Regions from separate parts of the Homo sapiens genome. Here region 2 is linked to region 1. Evidence: chromatin loops called from intact Hi-C (ENCODE). Cell type or tissue: ovary. All regions are shown on one strand. Each heading gives the region's core, and the rest is flanking DNA. Links, peaks and the distances in the headings are about the cores only.

Region 1 (16,252 bases), core at 5,199-13,198:
GATGGTTCACTAATCCTAGGGTGTCTGAACCAAAGGCAAGGCACTCACAGGGCTAGACTTTGGCCTCAAAGCCCATAGTGCTTCCTGCCATCCCGTTTCTAGGCTTCAGCCCTAGACATGTCCTCTGGACTGAGGAGAGCTGGTCACCTGTGAGGTCTATTTCCTCTGCCTAGGTCTTCTGCCCTTTTGCTCACCTGGGCTAAGACGGAGAATGGGAGAGAAGAAACACGGAGCATGTGGCCTACCCTCCCATGTGGGTGAGGGAGAGCTTCCTGCAGCTGAGACCCGAAAGATAACTGTGAGGTACCAGTTGAGGGGCTGGGGAGGATTTTTGCCCTCACTGAGCCCCTGTGCTCCCTAGACTTCTTTCCCAGACTCCTGAAACCCATTCTTGGCTCAGAGTCCTTCAGTCAGTCTCCATGAGCCCTACCCCTCCACCCACAGCCTGCCCAGCATCCGGCTTCCTAGGGAGTCCCTCGGCTCTGAGACTACATCAGGACAATATTCCACAGGGATTCAGTTGGAAGACTTCTGACCTGGAGGGTGGGGTCTGGCTGTTTCTCAAAGGGAGCGACCAAAGCCTAGAAGGCACATAGGCTCTGCCACTCTCAGGCCCATCTCCTTAGGAAGGAATCAGGGACAGCAATAAGAACCCAGAACAAAGGGCCAGGAGGCTGATAGAGGGGACAAGATCCAGGTCAGAAACAAAAACTCAGCTTAGCCACAGTGATGCTTGAGAGTTATGAGATGGCTGGGGAGATCCACAAGCACCTTTTCATTGGGCACAGGTATAACCTACCTTGAACTTGGGACCTGGAGCCAGGTCCTGACACTGAATGGGCAGTTATAATCTACTTGGGAGCCTGGCTAGAAACCTTGTTTTCCCACTTACTAGCTAGGGAATCTTTGGTGAGCCACTTTTTTTGTTTTGTTTTGTTTTTTTATTTTATTTTATTTTATTGAGATGGAGTCTCCCTCTGTCATCCAGGCTGGAGTGCAGTGGCGTGATCTCGGCTCATTGCAACCTCCGCTTCCTGGGTTCAAGTGATTCTCCTGCCTCAGCCTTCCAAGTAGCTGGGACTACAGGCATGCGCCACCACACCTGGCTAATTTTTGTATTTTTATTAGAGACAGGGTTTGACCATGTTGGCCAGGCTGGTCTCGAACTCTTGAACTCAAGCTATCGGCCTGCCTCAGCCTCCCAAAGTGCTGGAACTACAGGCATGAGCCACCATGCCCGTCCTGTTTTGTTTTTTAGACAGAGAGTCTTGCTCTGTCACCCAGGCTGGAGTGCGGTGGTGTAACCATAGCTCACTGCAGCCTTGAACTTCTGGGCTCAAGTGATCCTCCCATCTCAGCCTCCCAGGTAGTTAGGACTTCGGACATGTGTCACCACACCTGGCTCATTAAAAAAAATTTGGGGGAGCCAAACATGTTAGCTCATGCCTGTATTCCCAGTGCTTTGTGAGGCAGAGGTGGGAGGACTGCTTGAAGCCAGGAGTTTGAGACTATCCTGGACAACATAACAAGACCCTATCTCTACCAAAAAATAAAAAATAAAAATTAGCTTGCTGCAGTGGTGTGCACCTCTGTGCACCTGCAGTGGTGCGCAGTGGTGTGCACCTCTCAGCTACTCAAGAGGCTGAGGTGGGAGGACTGCTTAAGCCTGAGAGTTTGAGGCTGCAGTGAGCTGTGATTGCACCACTGCACTCCAGCCTGGGTGACAGAGCAAGACCCTGTCTCTAAAAATAATAAAATAAATTTTATTAAATACATACCAAATTTTATTTCAAGGAACTGGTTGATGCAATTGTGTGGGTTGGCTAAGTAAGTCTGATATCTGTAGGGCAAGCAGTCAGGAAGGAAAGATCAGGAACAAGCTGGAACCCCCTGGGTGCTAGCAAAGCTGCTGTCCACAGGCAGTCGGGATGGGAGAACCTAGCAAAGGGAGAACAATTCTACACCAAGCTGCTGTTTGGAGCATCCTTCATCAGGGAGAGCCCTGACCCTTTACAGGCTCATCTGACTAGGTCAGGCCCATGGAGGATAACCTCCCTCACTTAAAGCCAACTGATTAGGGACTTTGATTACATCCTCAAAGCCCCTTTACAGCAGGACCTAGATTAGTGTTTATTGAGTACCTGGGAGAAGGTGTGCGGAAGCTGCAAAATGCCTGCTTTGTTTTGGGAGGCTGAGGAGGGCAGATCACATGAGGCCAGGAGTTTGAGACCAGCCTGATCAACATGGCAAAACCTTGTCTCTACTAAAAATACAAAAATTAACCAGGTGTGGTAGTGCACATCTGTAATCTCAGCTACTCGGAAGGCTGAGGCAGGAGAATTGCTTGAACCTGGGAGGTGGAGGTTCAAGTGGCTTGAACTCCACCTGGGAGGTGGAGTGCAGTGGCTTGATCTCGGCTCACTGCACTCCAGCCTGGGTGAACCTATCTGACAGGATTCTAGCCATTGAGAAGATGGGGCACCTCTTCCTTAGCAAAGGGAGGCTAAGGAGATCCCATCCTGAGTTTCCCATGGTCAGAAGTAAGTGTGTCTCTATGGGACTCCTGGGGCTTGTGGACATGGTGTAGGATGGGGAGAACCTCAGGATTAACCAGCACTCTTGGGGGTCCCCTGCTCTGGCTTTTTGGGGCCACCAGAGCCAGAGCTACAGTGGCAGTTGATGGGAATAGCCCTCAGTGACCAGTGGGGCTTCAGCAGGTAATTACCCGGCAAAAGCTGGGAACTGACAGGGTAATTATTAGCTTCTAATTGCAGGGCAAACTCAGGCCGGGATCCTTCTCTCCAAAGCAGAGGGCATTACTATTTGCATAGCAATTAATTACTTTGGGAGCTACGGAATTTAATTACCCACTAGTCCACAGGAGCCAATAATTAAATTACTCTCAGAAACAGGGTATTTATTTCCCAGTTAGTGTGAGCAGGTAGCTCTTCCTTTGGGGGGTGTGCCTGGGTGATGACCCCTAAACCGATTGCTGGTCCTTGGCCTGAGCAGGCAAAGAGTGGTGACCACGGTGCCCAGCAGGGAGTGCCCGCACCTTGATGAGGACGGACACCCAAGCATACACAGATACAGGCCCTTGTAGGGCATGCAGACACATGATACCATGTGCTAGCCATGACTCATGGACTGGCGTTTGGATGTACAGTAACTCATTGTAAGTGGGGCACACACACTCAGCGAGAATTACACACATGGTGAGGAACAGGCAAAGAGGCCAAAGAGGGAATTTTGGCTCTATCATTTTGCCACTATTGTTTTGCCTAACTTGCATCAAAATGTGTTTGTGGTACTATGTACTTTGGTCAACAGGCTGTGGTTCTGAGCCCATATGGAATCCATCTTCATCCCTGATGCCTCTCAAAATGGGGTTTGGGTTGGGAGGGCCTCAGGACAGAGTAGGCGCTAGGGAGGGGCTGGCACTGTCTATTTTGAACATCAATTGATTTTTTTGTTTTTTGAGAGGGACTCTCACTTTGTTGCCCAGGCTGGAGTGCAGTTGTGCAATCTTGGCTCACTGCAACCTCCATCTCCCTAATTGAAGCAATTCTCATGCCTCAGCTTCCCGAGTAGCTAGGATTACAGGCACCCACCCACCACACCCAGCTACTTTTTTTTGTTTGTTTTTGGTAGAGAGACAGGGTTTCACCATGTTGGCCAGGCTGGTCTCGAACTCCTGACCTCAAGTGATCTTCCCACCTCAGCCTCCCAACATGCTGGGATTACAGGCGTGAGCCACCATGCCTGGCCACATAACTTGATTTTTTAAAATCCTGAAAGTTTAATGTTTTTGCATCAAAATGGCCATGCCAAAATGTCATATATGCCTGAGAGACAGGAGTTGATAGAAGACCCTGAGGTCTGGAGGAACCTAGAGACTTCCAAATAGAAAGCAGCCCCTTGAAGCAGAGCTGTGTTGGGTCCAGCATTTACTCTCCCTCTTCATAGAAAACAGGGTCCCAGAAGGAGGCATGAAGGGATGGGGTGTGTCTGGGTTAGCTTGCCCAGTGTCAGGACCTCCAGTCCTGAAGGAGAAAGCCCAGAGCTGGGTGGTGTCTGCCAGGTCCGCTCTCCCCGAAGTCCACTCCTCGCCTTCCTTGGCGTTGCTTCCCATTGGCTGCCTGGGGGCAGTGGTCAGAGGTAACTGAGGCAATGTGGTTTTCACCTCTATCTACTTAGAGAGTATGGGAAGTCCCTGGCCCTGGAGCTGGGGATTCTAGTGTTAGAGGCAGCCTTGCTGCTTGGTGGGTTGCCCATTCCTCTGGGCTGGTGGGCCCAGGTCTTTGTGCACTGCTCCCAATAAGGAAGGGCAGAAGAATGGGGCCCGCTTCCCTTGTTCTCCACTCCCTTCATCCTGAAGGTGTCTCAGGCAGGTCAAGTGGGCACTGGTTATTCTGTGGTTATCTTCCTTCCTCCTTTTCCCCAGGTGACTATGGAACCCCTCGCATGTGCAGGTCCAGAGCCAGGCCACCGCACAGCCCCACTGCCCCATCCCAACTGATGTCAGCTCCCAGCCCCTGACCCCTTGGAATTCCCCTCCAAAGCCTAGAGCTGAGTCCCTGTCGCCATCCTTCCAGCTTAGCCTTGGGCCCTTCCCAGGTGGGATCCTGTAGATGCTTCTAATGAAGTTCTCTCTGACTCTGTTTGGGGCACCCACCACCCGTGGAAAGGAGCGGCGGCCGCCCCGGCCCAGGCTGCTGACAGCAGCAATCCATCTCCATCACAGTAATGGCGTCCCCATTAATCGGCCATAAACTAATAAAGCAATCACTTTCCACCCCTCACCCCCCCGCCCCAACTTCATTAAGTCTTTAGTACATTAATATGTCTTACTTAGTGTCAGCCAAGCCTCTTTCTCTGTTTGGGGTGGAGCATGCTGGGGTGGGCACCTCGCCCGGTGGGTGGGGGCACATGACCCCTCTCCTGGTCTGGGTAGGGGGCTGCTGACTCAGGGCAACCCACTCCCCCTCTCCCTCCTTCCTCTCCACCCACTGTCCCCTTGAGGGCCTTGAAAGGCTGCAGAGAAGAGGAAGAGCGAGAGGAACAGGAAACTGTGGAGCAGGAGAGAGGAGGAAACGGGAAAGGAAAAGGAAGGAGGAAGACGGGATGAGCTGGGGAGGAAGGGGGGAAGCTGGGAGGAAGGGGGAGACGGAATGGGGGAGGAGCTGTGCACCTCCAAATTAAATTTGTGATTCAGGCATCAGATGGGCCGACAGCCAGAGATTAATTCAACTGATCGAGTTATAAAGAGCGGGAGGCCTGGGTAATCAATCTTGCAGCTGTCAGGCCGACAGGCAGGAGTATTAACCTGGCGAGACGGCACGTACCCAGGACTTTTTCATTTCATTCACCCCAACCATGTCCCTGACCACCTCTGGTCTGTCTCTCCAAGTAATAATAATTACGGCTGTTAACGATGACAGAGACAGGATGAGGGGACGGGCTCCTGCGGCAGGGCTTCCTCTCCCGGAGCTCCCACCCACTGCTCCTCTGACCACTCCCAGAAGGTAGAGCAAGGACCAGCTCATGGCACTCTTTGAGAGGTGGGGAAATCGAGGCAGGAATTCCAAAAAGACCTTCAGACAGGCCAGAGGTGGGGCTGGAAAGGTACTTTGGGATAAAGGACAGTGCCCTAGATCCCTCTCAACTCTCGGGAAAAGAATTGTCCTTAAGTCAGCCAGCTTGGCCCCAACACGTTCAGCTGTGGCCAGGGAAGCTGGAATCAGGAAGGTGAGACAGATCCCCTCCTCCGGGCTATTTTGCCTCAGCCACAAACCTGAGCTCTGTGTGGCTTGGGTGGAGGTCCCATCCTGGGCACAGACTCCTGGGCTGGGGCTGCTGTTCTTCCTGGGCAGCCTTCTCTCCTCCTTCTCTCTCCTCCCACCTGACAGTGTCAGTCCACACCTAGGGGGTGGGGGTCTCCCTGCAGAGACTTGTGGAAACACCACCGTTTGAGTAGAGAAGGGGTGGGGATGGGGGAGCCCCCTTGAAGTTGACACCTCTCTCAGCTCTGGCTAATTTTCACATCCTTCAAATTCTGATATCTCTTTTTCCCTCCTTGCTCCAGGGAAAGGAAGGGAGAAGACAAGAGAGGGAGAGAGAGGTAAATAGGTAAGAAGATGTGCTGGGCACCTTTAGGGACTGCTGGGAGTGAGCCAGGGCCTCGTCAGTCCTCTGAAATTGTTATGCCAGGGTGAGCTGCTAGTAGTGGGGGCCTTGGAGGGCTGATGTGAACTGTGAGTTCTTTCTTCCATGCTCAGTGAGAACCAGGCACAGGGTTCGTGGAAGGGGCTATGGCCCCTGTGATGCCCTCAGTATTCCCTATTATCATTTTCATTATTACCAATCAGGGACCACCCCGTCGCTACAGACAGCAATGCTGTAACAGTGACTAGTGCCAGAAACTGGCTAAAGGTTTTCTATACATTACTACTTTAATGTTCGCAAAGAGCCCTATGAAGCAAATTCTGTGATCAGCCCCATTTTACAGATGAAAACCTGAAGTTCAAAGAGGTTGGAAGACTCACTCAAGCTCTCACAGCCAGGAAATAGCAAAGCCAATACTGGGCCCCTAGCCAGAGCCTCAGCTCAGCATAGGCTAACTTTCCCCCAAGGCCCTCAAATGTCACTGTCCCCTCTGACCCCTGCCTCCACCAAGGTTCCTCAGTGTTCTCCGTAGGCGGATTCTGGATTTCTCCAGCTGAGGTGACCTGGGCACCAGATCCTTCTGGGTTTGAGAAGGGTGGGGAGGGTGATGCTTCTGTTTGTTTAGAGGGTGGGGCGGGGAACCTGGTGTCAGAGAACACTCATCCGGGGCAAAGGGAAGAGTGGGGGCCCCACTCGGGGAGGCTCCCCAGTGCTCTGCCCTCAAGTAACCCCAGGGAGTAGGCTCTGCCCCCTCCCCAGGCCCCATGGCCTCTTGGGAAAGGAGAGAGTGCTGACTTGCCCATGCCCCCCGCCTTCCCCAGGGATGGAGCAATTGGAGGGGTGCCATGCTGGGTGTGTGTTGGGGTGGGAGTGGATCCTGACTTAGAAGGGCCTAGAGGAAAACTCTCCCTGTCACCTCCTGACCCTAGCTGGGGCTAGGCTGGAGGAGGACTGGGGACATGGGCCTGTCTGAGGCGCCAGGCGCTGGAGGCTGGAACTAGGCCAGCCCCTCTCCCAGGCTCCCTAGGACCCATTTCAAGTGGTTGCTTCCAGGATGACGCAGCCCTGGGGAGGGGGAGCAGGAACAAGGAGCCTGTTTCCAAGCAAAGGTTCAAGGGTTTCCTTTCCTGGGCTCCCGCCCCCTTGCTCAGGGCAGCCACCCATTCTGCCCTGTCAGTCATAATGTTTCTTCCTTATCTGAGACCAAAGCCGATGGAGGGACCCAAGTCCCTGTCCCATCTTGAGGTGGTTCTTGTGCTTGAGTGGGGATAGATGGAGACCCCCAGCACAAGGAACCAGAATCCTCAAGTCTTAAGGTTTTGATCAGTGGGGTGACTGGGAGAGTTAACGTATCATGGCTCCTCTCTGCTCCTGCCTCGTCCCGTTCCATGGAGCCTTCTTATTCCTGCAAGATCCTGCATCAGGGGCCTCTTGCGGCATTAGAGATGGGGGTGTTCTCTGGTTTCTAGTCCTCTCAACCCATCAAGGTGGATGTGGATTCAGATCCCGAGGGCTGTCTTGTCATGATCACCACAATTGTCCCTCGCAGCTTCTCTGCGCTTTAATTCTCCGTCTGTAGGTAATGGAGAGAATGCTGTCTGTGATCTCTGCCTCCTCTGCCTCAGGATGGGGCAAGGTGGGTTGCTGGGGAAAAAGAGAGGAGAGATCTTTTCAGGCAAATCACATAGAACACCTGTTTCTAAACCTGTTGATCCTTCCGTGCCTCAGTTTCTGTGTCTGTAAATTGGGAGAAATCACACCTACTTCCTTGGGTTGTTGTGATGCCCAAGTGAGATGGCAGAGGGGGCCTAGCTCTGTGTCTGGCACATTGTGGTGCTGAATAAATATTTGAAACAATCAGCCAGAGTGGGGAAGTGCCTGGGGTGTGGTGAGGGTGTGGGCTTCAGGGAAGAGGCTCTCCTTCCTCGCCCTCAGTCTTCTCACCTCCCAGCTCTCTGATCTCTCACTGTGACAAGTCCAGGCAGAGGCCCTCAACATGAGCACCCCAGCTCTGAAGATTGCTTGGACGAGGCTGGAGAATGCTGGCGCGCTAGATAGGGTTGCGTTTGAGGGATGTGTATCTCCACATCCTTGATTTGAGACAGGGGCTATTTGGACATCAGCCAGGCTTTGTGTATATGTGAGTGTGTGTGTCTGCGTGTGCACATGTGTGCATGTGTGTGGATGTGTGTGTGGGTGAGTGGGCTCAATGGCTGGCACCAAAATACTTGCTGATTAATCTTTGTCTTCCGAGCGCCCAGCCCTAGTCCCCGGGAAGCTCCAGGGCCTGAGCTGGTGTCCAGTGGGCCTGAGGGGGCAGAATCAGGCCCAGGAAGATGGATTTCCCTGTCCCCTCAGGCCCCACCCAGCAGGGAAGCAGGGAAGACTGCTTCATTTTGTTTAATGGGATACTGGGGGGGACAGTAGTCATGGGGCATTAACTGCTAATTGGGTCCATAATAAAGTTAATAAAGCTCTTATGGTCTTTGCCATTAAGTGTAATTAAGGGGGTGCTCTGTGGCGAGGAGGGGGTTGTTCGCGGGGAACGGGTAGTGGGCTCTCACTGGCAGGAGCAGCTGATGGGGAAGCTGGCAACCATGCCAAGGCCAGAAGCTGCACTGGCTTCTGGCACCACCCACCCCTGGCTGGGCTCCCGCGCAGCTCCTCTGGGGATTGGAGGTGGTGAAGTGGACAGGAAGGGAAAGGGTTTACTCTGTGCTGTTCATAGAAGTCCAGGGGGAAAATCATTAACTTCAGCCCCAATGCCCACACCCTTGAAGAGGCTCAGAACATGGAAGAAATGTCATCTTCAAGGAGAGATGGCACGGACAATCTCTGAGCTTTAGGGCATGGCTTGACTTGTGTGTGCTGAATGACTGGGGACGTTGCATAACCACTCTCAGCCTCGGTTTCACCTTCTGTAACATGAGGATAAAAACAGCATGGTTAGGAGGGTTCCAGAGCTATGTAGTGGGAGACAGCTAGATGAGTGACTGTCGTGCTGTTATTCTTTTTGTGAGCTCTTGTTTGTTTTGTAATAACACAAGAATGTTTGATGAAGCCTTCTTGTATATACAGAAGCACAGAGTGACCCTCTCATCCCTCTGTCATCGATGTGGTTGTTATTTTTCCAGAGTTTTGGGGATATATTTATATAATATATGTGTACATGCAGAAACACATAGTTTTCTTTCTTTTTTTTTCTTTTTTCGTTTTCTTTCTTTCTTTCTTTTTTCTTTTTTTTGAGACAGGGTATCACTCCATCACCTAGGGTGGAGTGCAGTGGCGTGATTATGGCTTACAGCAGTCTCAAATTCCAGGGCTCAGGCAATCCTCCCACCTTAGCCTCCCGAGTAGATGGGACCACACGTGTGTACCACCAAAACCAGCTAACTTTTACATTTTTTGTAGAGATGGGGGTCTCCCTATGTTGCCCAGGATGGTGTCAAACTCCCAGGCTCAAGCAAGCCTTCTGCCTCGGGCTCCCAAAGTGCTGGGATTACAGGTGTGAGCCACTGCGCCCAGCCTACATTGTTTTCTTGGATGGCTGTATGATATTCCATCATATGGCTACGTTTTAATCATGTTGCTTGTGCCCCAGATGGAAACCTAGACTGTTTCTAGTCTTTAGCTCTTACAGTACTGCAAAAATACCTTGATATATTTCTCTGAGCACAAGTGCAGGACATATATAGACAAATTCCTCGAAGCGGAATTGTTGGGTCAACTGACATGTTCATTGAACATTTTTGATAGATATTGCCAGACTGCACATGAAGATGATTGCACTGTCTACCCCCGGTGTCAAACCGGCAGAGGGGCTGCCTCCCAGGTGCTCAGCTCAGCCACCTCAGTTGCTCTCAGACACACTCCTGGACAGCTCCCGGGATGGGGGAGTCCCAAGGAGAGCACGCAGGACAGGGAGCGCAGCTTCCCCTGGGAGGGGTGGGACAGGAGGGACAGGAGCCAGCCCTCCCCTCTAAGCCTGAGAAAGCCACTAGGTAAACTCGGTTGTCAGAAGGGAGGGAGAGTTTCAGTCAGGGTCAGGGGTTAATGCGATGGAGCTACTGGGACACACTGTGCAAACAAAACAAGTTAGGGGAGGGGAGGGGCCGGCCCTCTGGCCACAGGGAGGGAGATGGGCCAGTCAGCCTGCACTTGGCTCTTCCCTGGGTAGCTGCCATCGTGGGCACAGGTTCTGGGCTGTTGAGGACCTTGTGGCCAGGCTGCTGGGCTCTAAGGCCAAGAGGGCAGCATTCTCCTTCTGAAGGCCGCCCCCCAGAGCTGGCACGGTAGGCCTGCTGAGCTGCCTTGCCCACCTTCAGGGCCCCTCCACAGGTAATCCCCCTGGAGCCCTGTCTGGGAGGCTTTGGACGGTATTAGAGGTGAGCCGGGTGGCAGGCCCTGGAGCCAGGCCCAGCTTTTAGAGCATTCCTGAGCATTAGGCTCCCTGTCCCAGCCCAGCCTTGCCCTCACCCCATGGAGCCCCTGGGGCTTCTCTGCTTCAGCTGCTGCTGGCCTAATTACAGGTGTCCATGTCAGGGTCAGCAGTGGAGTTAATTCGGGGCTTGTCTTGGGGTGGCCGGGGCTCATTAATGGAGTCCCAAAGAGCCTAGGGATGAGCCAGGCAAACAGGGGATTAGGGGCTGAGGAAGACTGCTGTGGGGGAAGGCTGGCTAGGCAGGGCTGTGAGCTGGGCCCCGGGGAGGGGGTCAGCTTCAAGCCTGTGTGTTCACCCACCCACCCACACAGGCCCTCATGAGACCCAGCAGTGCTCAGACACGCAGACACACACAGCCACGGGCCAGACACTCTTCAGAGACACATATGGACTCTCATACACAGGCTCACACACACAGACACACACCATTGGACTTAGAACTGCTCCCTGAGAAGCCTTGAGGTGTGCAGGAGGGGTGGGGGAGATGAACCAGAGATTTCCCTCTTCAGCCAGAAACTCTGGCCTGCCCCTGCCAGCCCCCTCCTGTGCCCTCTCCCACCCTGGCCAGGGCATTGAGCTTCCCTTCTCCCTTTCCTTCAGCATGTCCTCCCACCATGGACTGGAATTCCGAAGCACTGGTCTGTGGGTAGAATGAAAGAGCCGGCTCCCAGCCAGGATGCAGGGAGGCGGGGGTGGTTTCTCCACACCCCTCAGTCCAGCCTGGCCTAGAGGGTCCCTGAGCCCAGCTGTCAGCCCACCTCCCCCATACCAACCCTGTGCCTCATGACAGCCCTGGGGTTCTGTGGGGAGGCAGAGCCACACTGCACAGAGGTCACCAAAGAGAAGGAGGAGGAGGAAGACAAGAAAGGAGCTGACAGGAGCCAGGGTTGGGGCGGGGGCTGGGCAGGGGGAAATCGCTTAACCCCGAAGCCGCCACTAGTCTTTGGAGCCCCTGCATTGACGGGGGCCAGCTGGAGCTGGCTGAGGACAAGGGGCCCAAGTGTGGGAATCCAGGGAGGAGGCCTCCCCGGGCTTCCTGGATCAGCTGGGAAGAGAGACCCCAGAGCCTTCTTCTCCAGCCCGCCCTCCTGCCGCCATCCCTCCCTAGAGTGTGGAGACAGGCCCCGGCTCCCTGGCTCTGTTGCCAGTGGGGGAATTTTTCCAGCATTGACCTCACCCCGACCCCACCCCAGGCTGGCTGGCTGATGTTCCTGCACTCCTAGCAGCGTGGCCATGGCAGCACAGGGCAGGCAGGGGATTCAGAAACCCAACCCTTGACTCTGGAAGAGTCAGGTTTTCCCAAGGATACCTCCTTCCACCTGTGCCCACTTACCAAGGCACCTCCTTGACTAGTATTTAGAAGTGACCCCAGGGATAAAGTGACTCCCATTACAGAAACAGCCACTGCTCCATCCCACTAACTTCACCTGCTCATCAGTAAAGGTGCCCACGGGTCAGACTGCCACCTGTCATCACCTCACTCTTGGTCCTAGGCATCAAGCCTTCCCTTCTGGGCCCCCAGTGTCCCCCATGCCATCCCAGGACCCCACACACACTCCAGGCCCATAATTGAATATAAAGGCCCAGAAGCTAGTGCAAACAGTGGCATTAATCACCAGCAACCTGGCAGCCTCCTGCCATAGATCTTTTCCACGCGTAGAATAGCTCATGTTAATCACTGCCGCTGATTTATTGTCTTCTCCGCCTTGTACATAAATTATTCACTGTGGCTGGGCTGCGAAGGAATCCTGTAATGAGGCCTTCCATCCTCCCATCTCCAAGGTGAATCCTCAGACCTCCGGGTCCACCTAGTTGTGTTCACTGGTGGGTCAAGGCATGGAGCCACAGGCATGGGATTGAGAGGATGATAGGGAGTGGGGACCCCCATGCAAGAATATCTGTCCCCCCAGGAGCATATATAGGACCTCTTCAGCTCCAGGAAACAGGGCTGCGGCCTCGCCTCTCCAGCTCTGGACAGGAGAGACAGGGCAGAATGGGGCGGAGGAGGCTGTTGGGTGGCCCCAGGGCTTCCTAAGGCTCCGGGAGAGTAAAGCCTTCCAGCCTTTACCTGGAAGTTCCTGCTCACCACCTGAGAGACTCTCCCGCCAATCAAGGCCAACTCTTGGGAGTTCCCCATCACCGGAAGCAGGATGTGGGCGTGTCCACGGGGGCAGAAGACCTGCCTCTCCCAGCTCCCTGTCCTACCCTGGGGTCTGTGCTGCTCTCTGGCCACACCTCTGAAATGGCCTCAGCCTCAGGAAAAGGTGGTGGCAGTAGTTATGGCAATGGCCACCAGATGGCAGCCCTGATACCCAGGACAGTAGCTCAGGGAGGTGGGAGGCTGCATTTGGGTAAGGAAATGCCTTTGGGAAGGTGGGAATCCGCCAGCGGAGGGTGATGGGGAGTGGGTGGAGAGGGGGTCTTGCTGACAGGGAGAGCTCTTAGCCTCAGGGGACCAAAGTACAGGACCCACTTCACACATCAAACCACTCATGGTGACATCCTCAAATGGGATGGTCTCAGGAGAGGAAATTGGGGCCCAGGTGTATGTGGGCAAGTGGGACCCCAGAGGGTGTGGGTGCTGCCAGATGGACTTCCCTGGCCCTGGCCCAACACCCCTGCAGCCTGACTTTCAGGCTGTCCTTCCCAGGCTCTGATCCATTGCATCCCAACCCCTCTCTCTTGGCTGGGGCACTCTCGGAGGCAGCCAAGACAGGAGCTACTGTGTACTGTGGTCAGCTGGGGGCCAGCAAGCCCCGCCCTCAGGATCTGTTTCACTGCACACATGCAGCACTGTGAGTTGCTTAGACCCAGTCCATCAAGAACACCTGTCCCCGCACAGGCCCACTGTCTCCTCCCACTCCTGTATGTAGAGTGGAGAGCTGCTCAGAGATACAAATGGGTCCTAAGATTCAGGAGACTTGTGGCTGCAACACTGGGCTTGCCAGAGTGCCCCTCCAGCCCTTCACCCCTCCACAACCCCCTCCCCACACACCTTACATCACCTACTGAGGCAGGGCGGAGCCTGCACTGGGATGGTGTAGAGGATGCAGAGTATTTGCCTTGTTACCCAGCCAGTGAGCTGCTTTCCAGCAAAGATGCGGGCTCCGGTCCTTTAAATACCTTGAGCCTAGAGGGCAAAGCTGGCAGAACAAGGCTCTGAAGGCCTCCTTTTGCCCCAGCTGCCTAGATGGGAGTCCTAGGAAAACATCTGGAACTCTGTGTCTCCTTGGCAGTTCTTGCCTAGGTGTCCTTGCTGTACATCCCACCGCTAAGCTCTCTGGAGATATCCGCTGGGATTCTGGAGTGCCCCTCCCAGACCCCAACAGGCCCTCTGGGTTCTGATGGGAACTCCCAACCCCAGGCAGGGCCCTATCTCCTGAAGGCAAGGTCAAGACATTCCCATCAATGAAGACCAGTGTTTCCCCAAGTGCAAGTCCTGTGCCTACTTCAGACCTACTGAGCTGGAAACTGTGGGGAAGAGGTCCAGATAACTGAATTGTTACCAAGCTTCCTAAAGCCTGAGAACCTCTGTACGAGACACTTCCTTAGAGCCAGGCTCATGCCCTCGTTAGATCAGCTTCCTGAGGGCAGCCCCAGACCAGGATGGGTGAGTTGTGAGGTTTTTCTAGTTGGCCTCCGAGTATTGACTTCCCTGCCACCACCGCCCTGGAAGTGGGCACACCTTTGGCCTCCTCACTGTCCTCCTGCCTGGTCCCCTTCCCTTCCCGCCAGCCCTCTGGCCCTTCCCAGCCAGCTTGCCTGGCTTCCTGGACCTGCTGTCTTCATGTCTGTCTTCACATCTGTTCCAAGGCTGCCCCAGCCCCGCTTGTTTATCCTTCAGGGGGTCCAAGTGGGTGTTTCAACTTCAATTATGCTCTGACTACAGCCACCACAGATACCAAAACAAACGTCCTGGGCGTCAGAGGTGGTGGAGGCTCAGACAGGCTGGTGCCAGGGGGCCTGATAAAGGGGGGTCTGCTTGGGCTTGGAGGTGATGAGAGCTGCTCCTAGTGATAGGGCCCTGGGGAGCAGGGGCTCGTGGGTAACTGGCCTCCTCAGGTAGGCCCAGGCCACAGAGGGGACAGTGTCTTGGTCTTAGTACCTCTCTCTCTGTCTCCCAGCTTCTCTCCAGTCTCATGTAACAGAAGCCTTTTTTTTTTTTTTCAGTGGGGACGTGACTTGTAAAAGCCTTCCTTCTTCCCAGCTGCTGGCTAAGTCTGGCCTCACCTCCAGAGGACAAAGATCTTGACTCCTCAACCCAGGCCGGCCTATTGAGATCTTTTTAAATCCCCTCTCAGACCTTGTGGTCAGTGTCTGAGGATGGTAGCAGAAGTCAGGGATCCTGGACCCAGCTCTGTTGGATTGTCCCTGTGACTTGGAGTGTGGTCTTTGCACAAGCTGTGCTTTGGTTTCCCCTCTCTAGGTCAATTAGCAGAACACATTTCCCAGTCTGATTGCCCACAAGGGAGAAAAATTCAAACCTTCCAGGCTCCCTGGAGTCCCTGGAGAATACAACGAGGTGTCTCAGGGAGCAATGGGAAGCAGGACGTGGTGCCTGCTAATGAGTGGGCCCTGATTTCCGTCTGGAGCATCAGAGGATGGAATGCCAGGCATCCATGACTAGAGAGAGGCCCCAGCTCCCATTGATCTCTGTGGCAGGAACCAGGAGACCCAGCAGAGGCCATGCTCAGCAGCCCCTCCAGCTGCGCTTCTCCTTAGTGGGAAGGAGCCCTCTTACTCACTGCACCCTCTCTGAATTCTCCCCCAGTACCTGCTTTTGCCCCTACCCTTGCCTTCTGCTTTTCCCAAATGGCCACCTCAGCTTATCTGCCCATTGGCTGATCTCTGCAATGATCACATCTGGGAACACCTTTAATAACAATGATAACAGGGCCAGGCACGATGGCTCACACCTATAACCCCAGCACTTTGGGAAGCCGAGGCGGGTGGATCACTTGAGTCCAGGAATTCGAGACCAGCTTGGTCAACATGGTGAAACCCCATCTCTATTAAAAATACAAACATTAGCCAGGCATGGTGGCAGGCACCTGTAATCCCAGCTACTCGGGAGGCTGAAGCGGGAGAATCGCTTGAACCCGAGAGGCAGAGGTTGCAGTGAGCTGAGATGGTGCCACTGCATTCTAGCCTGAGTGACAGAGCAAGACTCCATCTCAAAAAATAAAATAAAATAAAAATAATGACAATAGGGCCAGGGGCGGTGACTCACACCTGTAATCCCAGCACTTCAGGAGGCTGAGTGGGGAGGATCACTTGAGCCCAGGCGGTTGAAGCTACAGTGAGCTATGACTGTGCCATGGCACTCCAGCCTGGAAATCAGAATGAGACCTTGTCTCTAATTATATATATATATATATATATATATATATATATATATATATATATATATATATATATATATATATATATAATGATAATAGCAAGGAAAACAAAAAACAGCTCCTATTTATCGAACACTTCCCATGTGATGTGCCAGATGCTTTTGCGATTTGATCTTTCTGTCCTACAAGGCAGACGGATATAACAGCCCCACTTTATAGATGAGGGAGCTGAGAGGTTAAGTAAATGTTCCAAAGCTGCACTAGCTCCACTAGCAAGTGGCAGAACTGGATTCAAACCCAATTA
Region 2 (16,252 bases), core at 2,851-10,850, 54 kb after region 1:
GCGATTTCTCTCCTCTTTTGGACTCAAGATCAATGCTTCCCGGCCGGCGCAGATCACACAGCAGGACCCCAGGGGAGACTGTGGCCTTCTTCCCGCCTCCCAATTCCCCAAGACCGCCTCTAGAGGCTGCTGTGTCCGGAGAACTCCGAGCATTTTCTGGACACAGATTGCCTAACAGAGGAACAGGGGTTAGGTGGGGAGCGGCTGGCCGGCCCAAACACAGCAGCCCCAAGCTGGCTCCCAAGCCTGGGCTCTCCACCCCCGCTCCCATCCTCTCTTGAGCACAGTTAGGCCCAACACCCCTGTCCCCCAAAACACCTCCTACCCTCCCTCCCCCCCAGCCCCCATCTTCAGGAACATCACAGGGCTCACACTCACTAACCGCGGAGAGCACATGCAGGCCGGAGCCCTCAGCCCGGCAGCTCTCGGACCCTGCCCAGCTCGACGCGGACTCATGCAGAAGAGGACATTCCGCAGGTAGGTACAATCCCAGCGCTGGGGCCTGGGGCGTCCGGGGGGCGGCCTTTGAGCTTCCCGGATACCGCTCGCCTGCTCCCGGAGCTGTTCGGCCGCCGGCTGCCCGGGTCGTGCACTTTCAGTAGGGCCCCGCTGACTCTCCTGCCCTTGGGCTAGGCCTCCCGGGGATGCCAGACTCCTGGGGACGCTGGGACCCGCGGCGCGGCGGGACACGCAGGACTCCCGCCTCTCCGCCCGGAATTCGTTGAGACGGAATCTCAGCGGATCCCGCGTCCGCCGAGCGCCGCGGCCAGGGAGAAAGGCCGGTGTGGCGGCTGGACCCGCAAACTCCGTCCCAAGTGGGGCGGAGGCTGGAGGGGAGGGGGGCTGCGAGGGTCACAGTCAAGGCCAACTACTCACAACAGAAAGCTCGAAACTCTCCCTCTACCTCCCCTGCCGGAAATGACCCGTCTCTGTTCAAAAATAGAAAAAGAACGATCGGAATAATTGTTCGCAGAGGTGCCGGGAGAGAAGGGGAATTAACAAACCTGCCTGCGCGGAGAGGTCTGCTTCCTTCTTTGGCTTCAGAACCGACGGCAATCACCAAATTCCTGCGGCCAGCGAGCCCTGCCCCTCAGATCTGGCCCTCTGGTTGAGTGGGTGGCGGCCTGAGGGGCCCCAGGAACCCAGGCAGGGATGGGGTCCTAGAGGCCCTGTGCAGTGCGGTGGGTGGCACACAGAGAATCTGGCTCAACCTGTTAACTATAATAGCGGCTTTGTGTGGCCGCATCTGTGCTTGGGGGCTGTGTGGCACCTCCTGAGCACTGACTGCCCTGTCGTGGCTCCACTACCAGGCAGTTGTGGGGTTTGCCCTGGGCACAGGACTCAGATGGGTGCCCTGCTTGTGGGGCGAGTGACTCGCAGGTGGGCAAGGTAGGCTTCAGGTGCTTGAGACAACTAAGTAAGGACCTCTAGCCAGCTGAAGCAGCTGGGACTCAGCAGCCAGGCTGCAGGGCAACCGGGAGGCTGCGGCCTTGGGGCTGCCCTGAGGGCCCTTCAGCTCAGGTGCCAGAGGAGACCTCCTCCCTCATGCTTTACTCCTTCTGCTGCCCTCATGCCCACTTTCACACTTATGTGTCACTCCCACACAGCCCCCCAGTCCTGCTCCCTACCAGGGCCCCCAGACCCTCCAGATCAGCTCAGAGTTTGAAGTTCCACAGCCAGGCTGTTGCCAAGCAACTGGCAGGAGCTGCCACCACGTTCCCTGCGTGGCTCAAAAGGGCCCATCCAATGCCTTCTGCCCCCATTCAGCTCTGGCCTGGTTGGCCCAGGGAGGCCCCTCCCACCCCGGAACCCTCACCTGGATGTCTTATCCTGGAGAATCTGATAGGAACAGGCTGAGCAGAGGCTGGAGTCAGGTCAGGTTTTCCAAGGAGCTCAGAGCAGACTCCAAAGACTGTGCATGATAGGGGTGAGGGGTGGCAGGTTGGGGTGTGAGGAAGGGCTGGGTGAGTTCCAGGGAGTGATGGGGTACCTACATTTTGTTGAGGGGTGGGTACAATTCACATGCCCCCACTCACAGCCTGCATTGCTGGGTACAACCTCACATACCTCCTTCAACTATGCAACAATCAGGGTGTGCAGTGTTACACGAGGGGAGCTACAGGTGTGCTGTGCCAGGCACACACAGAGCCTGCACTGCTGGTGCAAGCTCACACCTGACCAGGCCACCTCCTGTAAGTGGTTACCCCTGGACACCCCTCCTCTCCTTCCCTCCTCCCCCAGCCCCTACAGAGGAGGATCTAACTCCATTCCCAGCTGGCCTGGGGGTGGGGGTTGTCTTAGGAGCTGGCTTCAGGTTCCAGCCCTGCAGCTCGGGTGGTAAGGGAACCCCATGTGCCTAAGGCTGAGCTTGGGGATAGCAGCGGCCACCTTAGATACTGGCTGAGGACCCTAGCAAGGCCCAGAAGGTCCAGCGGCCGCCACTGCCTGCCCAAAGCCTGGGGAAATCTGGCCTCCTTGTGTGCGAGAAGATTGTGAGGGGTGCGGGGGGCCCCCTGCCACTGTGTGCCTCCTTGGGGAAAGGCTTTGGTGGGAGCTGCTCCTGCCCCTCCTGTTTTATGCCCTACGGACCCAGAACCCACATTTCTTTGGTTGCTGCGAGAAGAGCCAAAAGACCCAAAAGCTGGAGGCCGCGGCCGTGATTCAGCAGCCACCCAGAAGTGGGAGCTGGACCTGGGACTTGGTCACAGAAACCCAGAACGAGTGAGTTCTGGGCGCCCTCTAGGGGCCGCGCGTAGCAAGGCACTTCGAGCCGAGGCTCTGGGAGCTTGTATTCTCCGTGGCACCCTCGGAAATGCAGGGGTGGCTGTTACTGACTAGGTTGGAAAATACGAATGATAATCACACTAGCGAGCAATGTTATGGAGCATATGCTGGTGCCAGGCACTGCACTATGCTTTAAGAGTACTAATTCATGCCTAGCAACTACCTTATGAGGTAGTGGTATTTTTATCCCTGCTTTATACATAACGAAAATTGAAGTTTAAAGAGACTAAGCAGGGGCCAGGCGCGGTGGCTCACGCCTGTAATCTCAGCAGTTTGGGAGGCAGAGGCGGGCGGATCACTTGAGGTCAGGAGTTCGTGATCAGCCTGGCCAACATGGTGAAACCCCGTTTCTACTAAAAATACAAAAATTAGCCGGAAGTGGCGGCGGGCGCCTGTAATCCCAGGTACTCCAGAGGCTGAGGCAGGAGAATCGCCTGAACCAGGGAGGCGGAGGTTGAGCAGCTTGCCTGAGAGCCCGCGGCTGGTAAACAGTGAGGCCAGCATTCCAACCATGAGGTCTAACTCTAGAGCCACGGTCTTTGAGAGGGATGGCCGAGTCCTGGAGTATCATGGAATTAGTGAGAATTGGAGATGAGACCCTACCAGACTCCTGTCAGATTTGGCTTTATGGAGGGAGCTCTTAGTCTAGAGGGGGGCTGGGTGTTTGTCCTCTAGAGCTCTGGGAAAATCGCCTTCAGTCCCATCCAGTCTACTGGAACCTTCCTCCCCGTGAGGCGCCTGGCTTCCAGGCCCCACTCTGCCAGGCCTCTGTGGCCGCCCCCTCTTCCCCCGCACTGACTGCAAGCGCACACTCTACGTCTTCCCAGCAGGGCTTGAAGCCTTGTGGGATTGGAAGGGGGTTCCGTGCACTTTCACCTCTTCCCCTCCCTTCTCTGGGTCAAGAAAATGGAAGGACTCAAACTGACAGAAAGTTAAAAATAGAAGCCAATGAATCACACTTTATTAGTCAAAGGAACAGAGAACCAGAAAGGAAAATCCTTCCTCTCCTTGTCCATCTGCTCTGTGGATTGGAGGATCGGGGAGTGAGCTGAGGTGGGTAGGAGGGTGAGACTTGAAGGTCAGGGAGTTACCAGAGGTTTTCTTGGTGACCTCTTAGTAAGATTCAATCAAACTATAAAAAGAAAGAGTATGGCAGGCCAGGCGTGGTGGCTCACACTTAGAGTCCCAGCACTTTGGGAGGCCAAGGTGGGAGGATCGCTTGAGCCCAGGAGTTCGAGAACAGCCTGGGCAACATGATGAGACCCCCCCAGCTATATATTTAGGCCGGGCATGGTGGCACACGGCTGTAGTCCTAGCTACTCCGAAGGCTGAGGTGGGAGGATTGCCTGAGCCTGGGAGGTCAAGGCTGCAATGAACTGTGATAATGACAGTACACTCCAGCCTGGGTGACAGAGTGAGACCTTGTCAGAAAGAAAGAAGAACGAAAGAAAAGAAAGAAAGAAGAAAGAAAGAAAGAAAGAAAGAAAGAAAGAAAGAAAGAAAGAAAGAAAAAAGAAAGAAAGAAAGAACCGAGCGGGTGAGCTTGGCCTTGCCTCCTTCCCTCACCTTCTACACGATACGGGAGGTGGGGGTAGGGGAACATCCCTGGAAGGCTCTTTTGTATACTATATAAGGTGTATTCATTTATATACAAATAGCCCCTGCCAGTGTCTTAAACTTTTGTGTGTGCAAAAATCATCCAAGGATCTTGTTAAAATGTGGATTCTCATTCATTAGATCTTGATGGGGCCTGATGAGATGAATCTTGATGAGATTGCACATTTAGAATAATCTTTTGGTAATGTTGACACTGCTTCAGGCATCAAGGTCTTAAACTACTTCCCCACATCTAAGATCTAATCCTAGGGTTTTAAAGTTGCCTGCCAAACATGACTTGTAATCTTGTTTTATTTGCTTAAGAGCATTTTTCCATTTTATTTAAAGAAATGAAAAATAGGGACACAAATAATATCCCCTTCTGATAGGCTGTTTTGGCTTTTCTTTTTCCCAGAGCATTGATAAGACATTTTAGAATGCACTGTCCACATGCCACAGGCCTCACCAATCCCAGTGTTTTATGTCCTGCTATTTTCCGTGTTCCTGGCACTGCTCCTCTGATGCCAGATCCCCTCTCCTTCTGCACCTGCCCTCTTCCAAAAACCCTCTTTCAGCCCCAAGCAGCTGTTGAAGTGTCTTTGAAGATCAGCCTAAATGTTAAGCCTGGCTTCTCTGCTGTCCAGCCTTGAGTAAGTTCATTAAGTTTTAGGATCTTGCAATTTCCTTGCCCATATTACAGGACCAACCTGTAATTAACCTGGATTAAGGGGATTAAGGAGATAACTCAGGTAAAAGCACTTGGCTCTTCACAGATGCTCCAGGAATGGCATAGAGCAGCCCAAGGTGTTGTGGCCTGGGTTTTCCACACTCAGGACTTCCTGGGGCCCTCAGGGTGAGTCCTACAAATCTCAGGGGCTCTACCCTCCACACCTCATTCCCAGACCCTCAATTTCTGGAGGGAAGTTGAGGGGCAGCTTTCCCTTACCTTTGGCCTAGGGAATCTCAGGATCACATGCAATCACCTTGTTCCCAGGTGGCCACACCTGATTGCACAGACTGGGGAGGCCTGTCCAACAGGTTCATAGGAAAATGCATAGGGGTTTCATGGTCCCTCACCATTCACTTGCTGTCAGAGAAAATCGGCCCCCGCACATTGGCACACCTGTTCGCAAGCCCAGCCATGAAAGCTCACAGACACACAGTTGTATTCTTGTACCCATTTTGGGAATCAGAGGCTTCACATCTGCAGGCTTTGACTTCTCTCCCTTTCCCATCTCAGGCCAGAAATTGGGTGCAGCGCAGCGGTGGTATGGTTATTGTGATTATTGCCCTGGGGCGAATTCTGCAGAGGAGTGGGCAAAAGAATATGGAGGAACCAATTTATTAACCCCATAGAAGCCCCAAGGTTTCCAGTGCCTGTGGGACTCCATTCAGCCTGGACTCTGCAAGACTGGCTTCTCTCCCTCCATGTAAAGTCGAGCAGGGGGATGGGATTGTCTGGGTGGGAGATGGGCTGAAGAAACAGATCTTTGGAAGGCCTGGAGTCTTTGCTTGCACTAAATGAGCAGAACCTTCAGTTCCAGGGAGGTGCCCCTAGCCATCCCTGAGCCTTCCGCCCTGGGGTGGGTTGTACTGTCCCCTCCACACAGCAGCCTGATGTCCTGGCTTGTCTTGGGGTGTCACCTCCAGAAGAAGCCAAGCACAAACGTTCACAGAGATCCACTGAGCTCCTGAGCTGCCAAGGGACACCTGCATGGAGGTGCCAGGCCATGCGCTGGAGACAGCCCGTAAGTGAGAAAAACTCGCTTCCCTCCAGCCTCACTGTGCCCAGGCCGCTCTGTGCCCTGCGGCAAGCTGGTGGGGGGCGGGGGGAGGGCTTGTTAGTAAATGACCCAGAAGCGCCCCACCCCACACCCCACCACAAGGACTTGTCCGGGCCGGGCCGGGCTAGATGCCGAGATGTAATTCACCAGATTTGTGAAAAGACGAGAAATCTGCTCTCATTTTGAAGCGCAGCCCCGCCGGCATCCAGGAGGCCGAATATAAACCTCTTCCGGAGGGCAGGGACATCTTGCACCGTCGCCCTCCAAATCTGGCCCTCTAGGGTGTGGAAGGGCGCGGCAGGGGTGCAGGGAAAAACACACAGCCCGTAGCCATCTGTTTGGCTCTGACGAGTCCCCAGACTCGAGCCTCCAGTCAGCTCGGACTCCAGACCAGGGCTCCGCGAGGGGTGGTGCGACTCTAACCCCACGGTCGCCACAGCAGCTGGAGAATTCGGCCAAACCTGACTCTTTCTCCAGGGGCGAGGGCTCCGCCAGACCGCGTGGACAAGGAACCGGCCCCGCCGCGCTTTCCTGGACTGCGGAGGCGGCCTGAGTGGTGGTGTCCCCGTCCCTGGCAGAGAGGGGCTGTCTCTTGATTCCTGAGCTTCAGGGCCACATGTCTCAGGCGGGTTGAGCCTCGATGATGTCTGCCGTGGGGTTCGCTTGTGGACGATCCCTTCCTGGGACCCCAGACCCGGGCCACGGCCTCCAGGACGCCTGGGTCTTGCACCCCTTGCTTTTCCCGACGGGCTCCCGGAGTCTCATTTCTAGAATGAGGTGGGAGACCTCGTGACTACGCGGAGGCCGCCCCAGGGCTCCGAGGGCACCGCACAGGGCACCAGGCCCTTCCCAGCTCAACCCGGGCCCGTCGCGGTAGTGAATTGGCGCCTGACGATTGCGCGGCAGAGGCTGGCGAGCAGCGCTGGGCTGAAGCCGACCCGGCACCGCGCGGCGCCCGGATCCGGAGCTGCCAGCAGCAGAAGGGCAGGCGCTAGGAAAAGCGTGAAAAGGGCTGGGTCCTTTGGGTCAGGATTTGCCCTGCGACCGGAGGATGGGGCGCACGATTCCAAGGCGCGGACTTCGAAGGCGAGAACCTGGAAGGGGAAACACACACTCCCCCTGCCATCCCCCTGGAGTTCTCTTGCCCAGCTCGCAGCCTCCCTGAAGGATCGGGGCAAGGGCAAGGCCACGAGAGCTCAGGTGCTGTTAATTTCCGTTGAGGAGAAGCACCCTGGGGTCCCTGTCACTTGGAAATTCCCTGTGGCAGTGCTGTAAGCTTCATCACAGTCGGCCCTGCAACTCCCTCTGCACATCTTTGGAATCTCCAGGAGTTATGGGGCGGGGCGAGGAGCTAACCCAGCCCTGGCTCCTCCTCCCCAGGGAGCCGAAACTTCTATACTTCTCTGACTTTATGGTCCTTGGAGGCAGGGTAGGGGTTCAGGGGACTGATTCCTTTGGATTTCTGGGCGACTGGTCTGGCAAGTCAATAACCACCCCAGTTGTCCTGACAAACGGGTCTGCTTTGTGATCAGAGTCCATAAAATGGGCCTGTAGGAAACAGTGTCCCCTCCAACCAATACGGAGCCAGAAGCCCTCTCCTCTGTATAAGGTTTAGAGAGTGCTTCTCCACCCTGGACTGCAGGGAATACTCTCCTCCCTTGAGTCTTTGATTTTCTGCAGTCCCTCAGTGTGTGGAGTCTGAGTCCAGCTAACCCGAGAAGAAAAATGCACTGATTCCAGGGATATTCGGTAGTTTACAGGATCAATAGGAAGGCTGAGGAATTAAGGAACATCAGTTTCAGGAAACACAGGAATGCTTCGTTAAGGCACTGCTGCTAGCACCACATGCTGCTAGACTCCGGCATGAACATCACTGAGAGTAATTTCCCAACTTTTCCTCCATCTTCACTTCACTCCCTCAAGATTCAAAACTCATGGAGTATCATTTAACGACACTAAGAGTAGGACATGTGTCCAGGCACTAGTTGTCAGAGATGGGAGGGAAGAGCATAGTCCCTTAGACTTCCATATTAAAAGCTAAAACTGTTCCACCAATATTTACCCTGTTTGAGGACAGTCTCCCTATCAGGAAGTGTTCAGATGCTAGGTTAAAAAAGGGTGGGGGGACCCACTCGAGGGGACCCACCCCTTTGGCTGCCCAATATTCACATATGCCTTTCTTCCTAAATTTACAGGCTTTTCCTCCACAAAATGCTCCCACCTAACATGTTACTGTCACTCATGACAGAAAATATATTCAACTTTCCTGACAATCCAAAGCCTCATAGCTCTAAGTTCAATACCTTTGTTCTCTTCCTTCTCTAGTTCTGTTGGAATCTGGTCTCAATATTGTGCAACTTGTGGATTAGACTAAATTGTAAAGCTAATAATCATCACACATAATAATATAGTAGTGGCCAGGCATGGTGGCTCATGCTTGTAATCCCAGCACTTTGGGAGGCTGAGGCAGGCGGATCATTTGAGGACAGGAGTTCGAGACCAGCCTGGTGAACATGGTGAAATCCTGTCTCTACTTAAAATAAAAAAAAAAAATTAACCGAATGTGGTGGCAGTTGCCTGTAATCCCAGCTACTCGGGAGGCTGAGGCAGGAGAATTGCTTGAACCCAGGAGGCGGAGGTTGCAGTGAGCTGAGATCATGCCATTGCAATCCAGCCTGGGCAACAAGAGTGAAACTCCATCTCAAAAAAAAAATAGTAATAATAATAATAATAATAATACAATTACAAGGGAATAAGAATGGAAGAAAATGCATGAAGTTAAAATATAGACTGTCTAATATGACAACAGGTCAGGACGTAAAAACCATTGTCTTTTTTTTTGCATATTTCGTATTCATGACATTCCTCCTCCCTTTTCCATTCTGTTTCTTTTGCCTTCAGGCAGCACCTGGGCTGGTTTGGGTTCTTTATCCTGGAGAGAGCCAAGCCTTTGTTCCTGAGGGATCTGAGCCCTTGATGGTCCTGCCTAGAAAGGGCTGTCGTGGTCTTCCATTAACTTTTACCCCTGGACATAACAGCACTACAAGGGACCCCAAGGGAGCCCTGTGATTCCATGAATACTCCTTTTTGCCCCATTGTATAGGAAAACATTCTACTTGAACTTGCTACCGCTCTAGCCAATTCCATAGTCTCCTTTAACCTTGCTCATCCATTGACAGGAGCAACCAGAAGTGACCAGGTAAGAATTTATGCTCCCATTTCAGTGAAAACATTGTTTCTCTTGGTGGGAACTTTCTTCTCTTGGGGACTCTAACTCTAATATAGTAGAAACAAGAGTCACAGAAAGTGAGGGTGTCACTGGGGACTTGTAGAAGGTATTGCCCTCTCTTTTTGGGGTCATACAATCAGGCTATGGGGGAAATAGCAGCAAATATTAAGTACCAGCTCATAGCATATGTTTCATCCTGAAGTACTGCACCACACTACCGTAAAGGACAAACCAGGCTGTTCTAATAACACAGAATACAGTGGCTCAAACAAGATATAAATTATTTTTTCTCTTGCATCTAGGAAAGACAGATAGCTCTGCTCTGTGAAGGCATCGGGAGGCCCAGGCTAGTGAGGAAGCTTTGCCATTCTCCGCAGCCACCTTCCAAACTTGTGTCAATCCTTGACAGAGGAAGGAAAGGGGGCAGCAACTCCAAGGCAAGCTCTTTAAGAAGATGACTGCAAAGTTGTGCATATTTCACTTACATTCCTTTGAGAAGAGCTAGCTGCAAGGGAGGCTGGGAAATGTAGGCTCTAGGTGAATCTAGTGGATATTAGCCCATTGTTAAAACTGCAAAATGTATTCTTGTCAACAGCAATGTTGTGTGGAAAACTAGACAATTATAAGGCCTTGAATGAATGTATTAGCTGAAGCTTGACGCTCAGAAAAGGCATATACAAGCCTACCACCAGATACCTCATTGGTGCCGCTGGCGTTATGGTATAGAGGCACCAGTGAGGTATCTTGTGGTAAGTTTCTACACAGTAGGGGCCTTGAAGCTGATCCCAGTTGCTGGCAAATTGGTTAATTTTGCAGTAAGCTTAGACTTGGGAGATGTTGAGTTTATGCACAGCTTTCTTTCTTCTTGATCTTGGGCCCATTTATTTAAGAGCACATTGAGCAGGACTTGCAGTGCCCGGGAAGGAGACTGACTGAGATCCAGAGTAGGTTATCTTGTCCACTTGATTTTGAAAAACCATTTATTTATTTATTTTTTGAGATGAGGTCTCACTCTTCACCTAGGCTGGAGTGCAGTGGCAGGATCATGGCTCACTGCAGCCTCAACCTCCTGGGCTTAAGCAATCCTCCCACCTCAGCCTCCCAAGTAGCTGGGACTACAGTTGCACACCACCACACCCGCCTTTTTTTTCTGGTAGAGATAAAGTTTGCCATGTTGCCCCAACTCCTGGGCTCAAGTGATCTGCCCACCTTGGCCTCCCAAAGTGCTAGGATTACAAGCCTGAGCCACTGTGCCTGGCTGAAAAACCTTTTAAATCAGGTATTTTTGGTGATCATTTTCATAAAACACAAATATTTTTACAATCTATGTCCATCCCAAAAGATTATTCTTTATACTTTTTCCCACCATGTCCTTTACCCAGACCTGTGGCCTGCAGTGAACAGTCTACTAAAGCACTTTTTAGGGGTTCTGTTATTGCCTTGACCAAAGTATTTTTCAAGTTTTTTGAGAAGGAGACATCTTCTGGGATCCTTTCCAGAGACATTGTGGCTGGGTGAAGTGGCCCATGATAAATCCTCTCCAGTGTTCCTGTCTTCAGAAATTTTCAGCCAGGCATGGTGGCTCATGCCTGTAATCCCAGCACTTTGGGAAGTCGAGGTAGGTGGATCACAAGGTCAGGAGTTCAAGACCAGCCTGGCCAACATGGTGAAACCCCATCTCTACTAAAAATACAAAAATCTGCCTGGCATGGTGGTGCATATCTCTAATCCAATCTACTCGGGAGGCTGAGGCAGGAGAATTGCTTGAACCCAGGAGGCGGAGGTTGCAGTGAGCTGAGATCGCGCCACTGCACTCCAGCCTGGGGGACAAGACTCCGTTTCTGAAAAAAATAAAAAACAAAAAACAAACAAACAAACAAAAACTTTTCAGGTTCCTTTCAGGGTATACTGTTTCTGACATTGTAACTTTAGATCAGGCTGATTTTAATGATGTAAGGGCACTTATCAAAGACTCTGAAGTTGGTGTTTTAGTTTGAGCACATGGGAGTCCAGGTTTCTTTCATTTATCTGCTCCTTCAAACAGAACCACCTCCAGATGCTAGAACCAATCTTAGACTCTTTGGCAGGTGCTCCTACATATGAAATTCAGTGAAAATTAAACTTTGTCGCCTTCCCCGTTCCTGTTTTAAAGACCTGAATTGTTTTGATATGGGGGACTTTTCTTCTCAGGCTTGCTTTTCCAGTTGGCACGCTGGGATTTGGTAAGTCTGAAGAACATGTTGGGTTGGAGGGTGGGGCATGAGGATAAATGATGTCCCCTTGCAAGGGCACTCCAGAAAAAGTCACAGCCTTATCAGACAAGCGAAGAGCATTGTCCGACATGGGGAGAAGTTGCATAAGCTTGTAAGGGAAGCTCAGTGACAGGGGGGCCTGAGTTAGTCTGAATCTTCTGGACATCCCTTATATATCCCCAGCCCAACTCTCGAGGTCCTGCTTTTTTCTAATCCATGTTCTAATTTGATAGGACTGTGATTTGTCTAACATTAAGAGCCATTAGGGTCAGATTTCAAGATTGGTTTTCATTTACGTCAGCCCTGATGCTACAAGAGATAAGGTCTAGTTTCAGCCATGATTGAAAGTCCATGGGTTTAATTCATTACTTTGAGCTAATGTAGAGTTTGAGCTTGTTATCCAATTTCTATAAGCTGTCCTATAGCATTAGAAGCAGCACTCTAATCCAAGATGGTCTCCCAAAGCGTGGTCCTCAGTGGACATGTCGTTTTATTTTACCTATTTATTTATTTAGAGACAAAGTCTAGCTCTCTCAACCAGGCTGGGGTGCAGTGGAGTGCAGTAGCGTGATTACAGCTCAGTAAATCCTTGAACTCCTGGGCTCAAGGGATCCTCCTGCCTCAGCCTTGTGTCTGTAGCCTGGGACTACAGGCATGCGCCACTACACCCAGCTAATTTTTTAGAAAATTTTATTTGTAGAAACAGAGTCTCACCATCTTGCCCAGGCTGGTCTCAGACTCCTGGGCTCAGACTCCTGCCTCAGCCTCCCGGGATGCTGGGATTAAAGGCACCCAGCCAGGTTTTCATCCTATGGAATAAGCTACCAAATTCCCATTCTTGAATCCCAGTAGACCTACAGCCCTAACTAAGCCAAATAACCAATTCCAATTTCCCCCATTTCTCTGATAATCTTTCACCTGGTATCGTTTTTCTGGTATAATTTTTATGCTAGTTAGAATTCTTGGCAGTAAGCACAAAAAGTATTAATCTTGGCTTACCTAAAGATAAAAGAGAAAGGGAGTTTTGGGGAAAGATTTTAAGTAGCTCATAGAATCTAAATGCCAAAGAATCGCTGTGCAGAACTGGGAAGGCAGCAAATACAGCCAAGGTCAAATCACAAGACCATCCTGGCTAGGAGTCTCCACTGGTGTCTCTGCCACTGAGCACTCAGTGTTGCTGGCACTGTGATCCCAACCCCATTGCCCCCATGTTGAATAATATTTTTGGCTGTCCCTGTGTTTTTGAGTCATCCTGGGCAGGATCACGCATTGGCTCAACTTGGGTCATGTGTCCATAAGCTGCTGCTGATGGGGTGGAGAGAGGAAACCCTGGGCCTTTTCCTTCTGTGGTGGCCGATGAGATTCTCCCTCCCTCCAAGACACACAACGCGGGAGATTCTTCCTGGATGGTAAGGGTGTTTAGATGTGGAGCGGCCACACACACACACACACACACACACACACACACACACACACACACAGCTGTTCACTACAGTTGGGGACTTCCTGGCTTTCCTTTCTTTCTCCATACAGCCTAGAACCCCTCACCTGTCCTTTCATCCACCTCATGCCCCAATAGACCCCGGTGGAGCCACATCACCACCTCACGTTTTCTCTTGGTCAAGTCACAGAGCACTGCTGGAGAAATTCACACAGGGGCAGGACAGGTAAACCCATGGGGTCCAGCTTTTGTTGAACCTCACCAGGGCTTAGAAACCCTTTTAAGTCAAATATCATAATATTAACTCTAAAAACCAAGAACCTTTTTGTACATGGCTAAAATTCAGAATAGTAACTTAATAGCATCTAGTATCCAGCCCACATTCAAACCTGTTCCCCAAATCTTGTGAAAGAGATCTTTCTGTAAGGCAAATATAATTATATCACTTCATTCATTAAAGTATTATATAAATATTGCCGGACTCAGTGGCTCACACCTATAATCCCATCTCTTTGGGAGGCCAAGGCAGGCGGATCACTTGAGGTCAAGGGTTCAAGATCAGCCTGGCCAACATGGTGAAACCCTGTATCTACTAAAAAAAAAAAAAAAAAAAAAAGAAAAACACAAAAATATAGCTGGGCCTGGTGGTGGGTGCCTGTAATTCCAGCTACTTGGGAGGCTGAGGCAGGAGAATCACTTGGGAGGCTGAGGCAGGAGAATCGCTTCACCAGGAGATGAAGTTTGCAGTGAACGGAGATTGTGCCACTGCACTCCAGCATGGGTAACAGAGCAAGACTCCATCTCAAAAAAATTATTATAATATATAAATACTGTAAAATATGCAAATGCAAACAGTACAAAGTGGTTTGGAGTCAAAACAGGGATCACCCTTTTTCCGCTCTCCCTTTTATTCTCCCCTCTTCTTTCTGGTTCAGGCTGCCTCCCAAGAAGTGCCAATTGTTTTTTTGTTTGTTTGTTTGTGGTTTTTTTGACATGGAGTCTGGCTCTGTCGCCCAGGCTGGAGTGCAGTGGCGCGATCTTGGCTCACTGCCGCCTCTGCCTCCTGGATTCTAAGCGATTCTCCTGCCTTAGCCTCCTGCACAGCTGGGGTTACAGATGCCCACTACCATGCCCAGCTAATTTTGTATTTTTAGTAGAGACGGGGTTTCATCATGTTGACCAGGCTGGTCTCAAACTCCTGACCTCAAGGTGAGCTACCCTCCTCAGCCTCCCAAATTGTTGGGATTACAGGTGTGAGCCACCGTACCCGGCCCCAGTTGTTAATTTCATGCATTTTTCTCCCAGTCATCTCCCAGACATTCACATGCATGTACATATGCAGGTATAACCTTAACACAGAGTACAAAGGGATCACCCTATACACAGTCTCATGTGACTTGTGCCTTTCATTTGATGACCTATCTTTCATGTCTTTCCATGTGAGTAAAGATAAAAATCCTTTGGTGGCCCCTGTCTTCCTCTCTCACCTCGAGTTCTGTGTCTACCCAAGTGCACTGTACCCTCTCATAACTCCTTGGCCATGTACATGTCATTTCCTCTGTCTGGAATAGCTTCTCTTTTATGGGACCCATGAATTCTTACTCATCTGCTGTAAAAGCTTTCCTGTGCTTGGGGCCAAATTAGGCTTTCTTCCCAGCTCCCAAAATGCCCATTCCTCTCATCATACTTATCATGGAGTTGTTAGTTAGTTTCAAGAGACAGGGTCTCATTTTATTGCCCAGGCTGAAGTGCAGTGATGGGATCATAGCTCACTGTAGCCTTGAACTCCTGGGCTCAAGCGATCCTCCCGCCTCAGCCTCCTGAGTAGCTGGGTCTACAGGCACACACCACCACACCCAGCTAATTAAAAAAATTTTTTTTGTAGAGACAGGATCTTGCAATGTTGCCCAGGCTGGTTTTGAATTCCTGGCCTCAAGTGATCCTTCTGCCTCAGCCTCTCAAAGTGGGAAGGATTACAGGTGTGAGCCACCACACCTGGCCTCTTCATGGAGGTTTTTTTGTTTTGTTTTTTTTTGTGTTTTTTTGTTGAGGTGGAGTCTCACTCTGTCCCCCAGGCTGGAGTGTAGTGGTGCGATCATGGCTCACTGCAAGTTCCACCTCCCGAGTTCACGCCATTCTCCTGCCTCAGCCTCCCGAGTAGCTAGGGCTACAGGCGCCCGCCACCACGCCCGGCTAATTCATCATGGAGTTTTATGAGTGCTCTTTTTTTTTTCCTGTTTGCCATTGAAATATGAATGCTTATTTACTTGTCTTCTTCTCCCACTAAACTTCAAGCTTCTGGAGGCCACCCGCCGAGTTATAACCAGCTTTGTCCCAGCGTCTACCTCAGGGCAAAGTCAGAGTGGTTCTTAATCAAGGATTTTTGTGGTGGCTCACGCCTGTAATCTCATCACTTCAGGAGGCTGAGGTGGGAGGATCACTTGAGCTCAGGAGTTCGAGACCAGCCTGGGCCATGTAGCGAGATCCCATCTCTACAAAAAAAATTTTTTTAAATAGCCAAGCATGGTGGCACATGCCTGTAGTCCCAACTACTTGGGAGGCTGAGGTGGGAGGATCACTTGAGCTCAGGAGGTCAAGGCTGCAATGAGCTGTGACTACACCACTGCACTCCAGCCTGGGTGACAGAGTAAGATCCTGTCTCTCAAATAATAATAAATAAATAAATAGTTGTTACTGGGCTCCTTCTATCATCCACAGAGATCAAGGTCATCTTGGGGGGTTAGAAATGTAGGGACATAGCCCTCCTCACATTATTTGGTCATCAGGACACCAGGAGACAAGACTTGGAAAAAACCTGAAGTCTGAGATTCTCCAAAGCTGACTGACATTAAGGGAGATCCTCTGAGCTAAAATGAGCCAAGACTCTCTCCACTGGGACCTGTTGGATGAGGAAAGGAATGTTGACAAGTAAAGTGAGGGACAAGGATAATAATGACCCCAAGCCCACCAGCCTGGCCTTGGCATTTCAGGGGCAGGCAGTGAGAATTACTGAACACTAGTTTTACCTGGAAAACAAGGTCACATTAAAAAAATTATATAGAGAGAAATTTTTTGTTTTCCAACTGCTCCCTGCAGAGCAAGGCTACCCTATAGGCAGTGTGCCCAGAGTTGCCACACGGTCATATTTGGGCCAAAACAGGTAAGA

What was found. A loop is a pair of places that touch in the nucleus more often than their neighbours do. Peaks named below come from ENCODE experiments on the same cell type or tissue, not always from the same donor. Only the 100,000 strongest peaks of a DNase experiment are listed, where the experiment ranks them.
Region 2: it touches region 1 in a loop (4-fold over the local background); 98 of 110 quality-filtered maps call a loop at or near these places.

The regions. Positions count from the first base shown.
Region 1 is chr10:101,082,894-101,099,145 of GRCh38, forward strand. It overlaps TLX1NB (TLX1 neighbor), which reads right to left. Exons shown (of 3, transcript NR_130723.1): 3 at 6,428-7,809. Among named protein-coding and RNA genes, the nearest start is that of KAZALD1, 29 kb to the left of the region's middle. RefSeq lists an enhancer at 12,627-12,746. In ovary, for the core only: no CTCF peak of the experiment used is centred there; no DNase peak of the experiment used is centred there.
Region 2 is chr10:101,139,684-101,155,935 of GRCh38, forward strand. It overlaps a transcript of TLX1NB not described here. Among named protein-coding and RNA genes, the nearest start is that of TLX1, 17 kb to the left of the region's middle. RefSeq lists an enhancer at 2,799-3,603. In ovary, for the core only: no CTCF peak of the experiment used is centred there; DNase peaks (open chromatin) are centred at 6,228 and 6,560.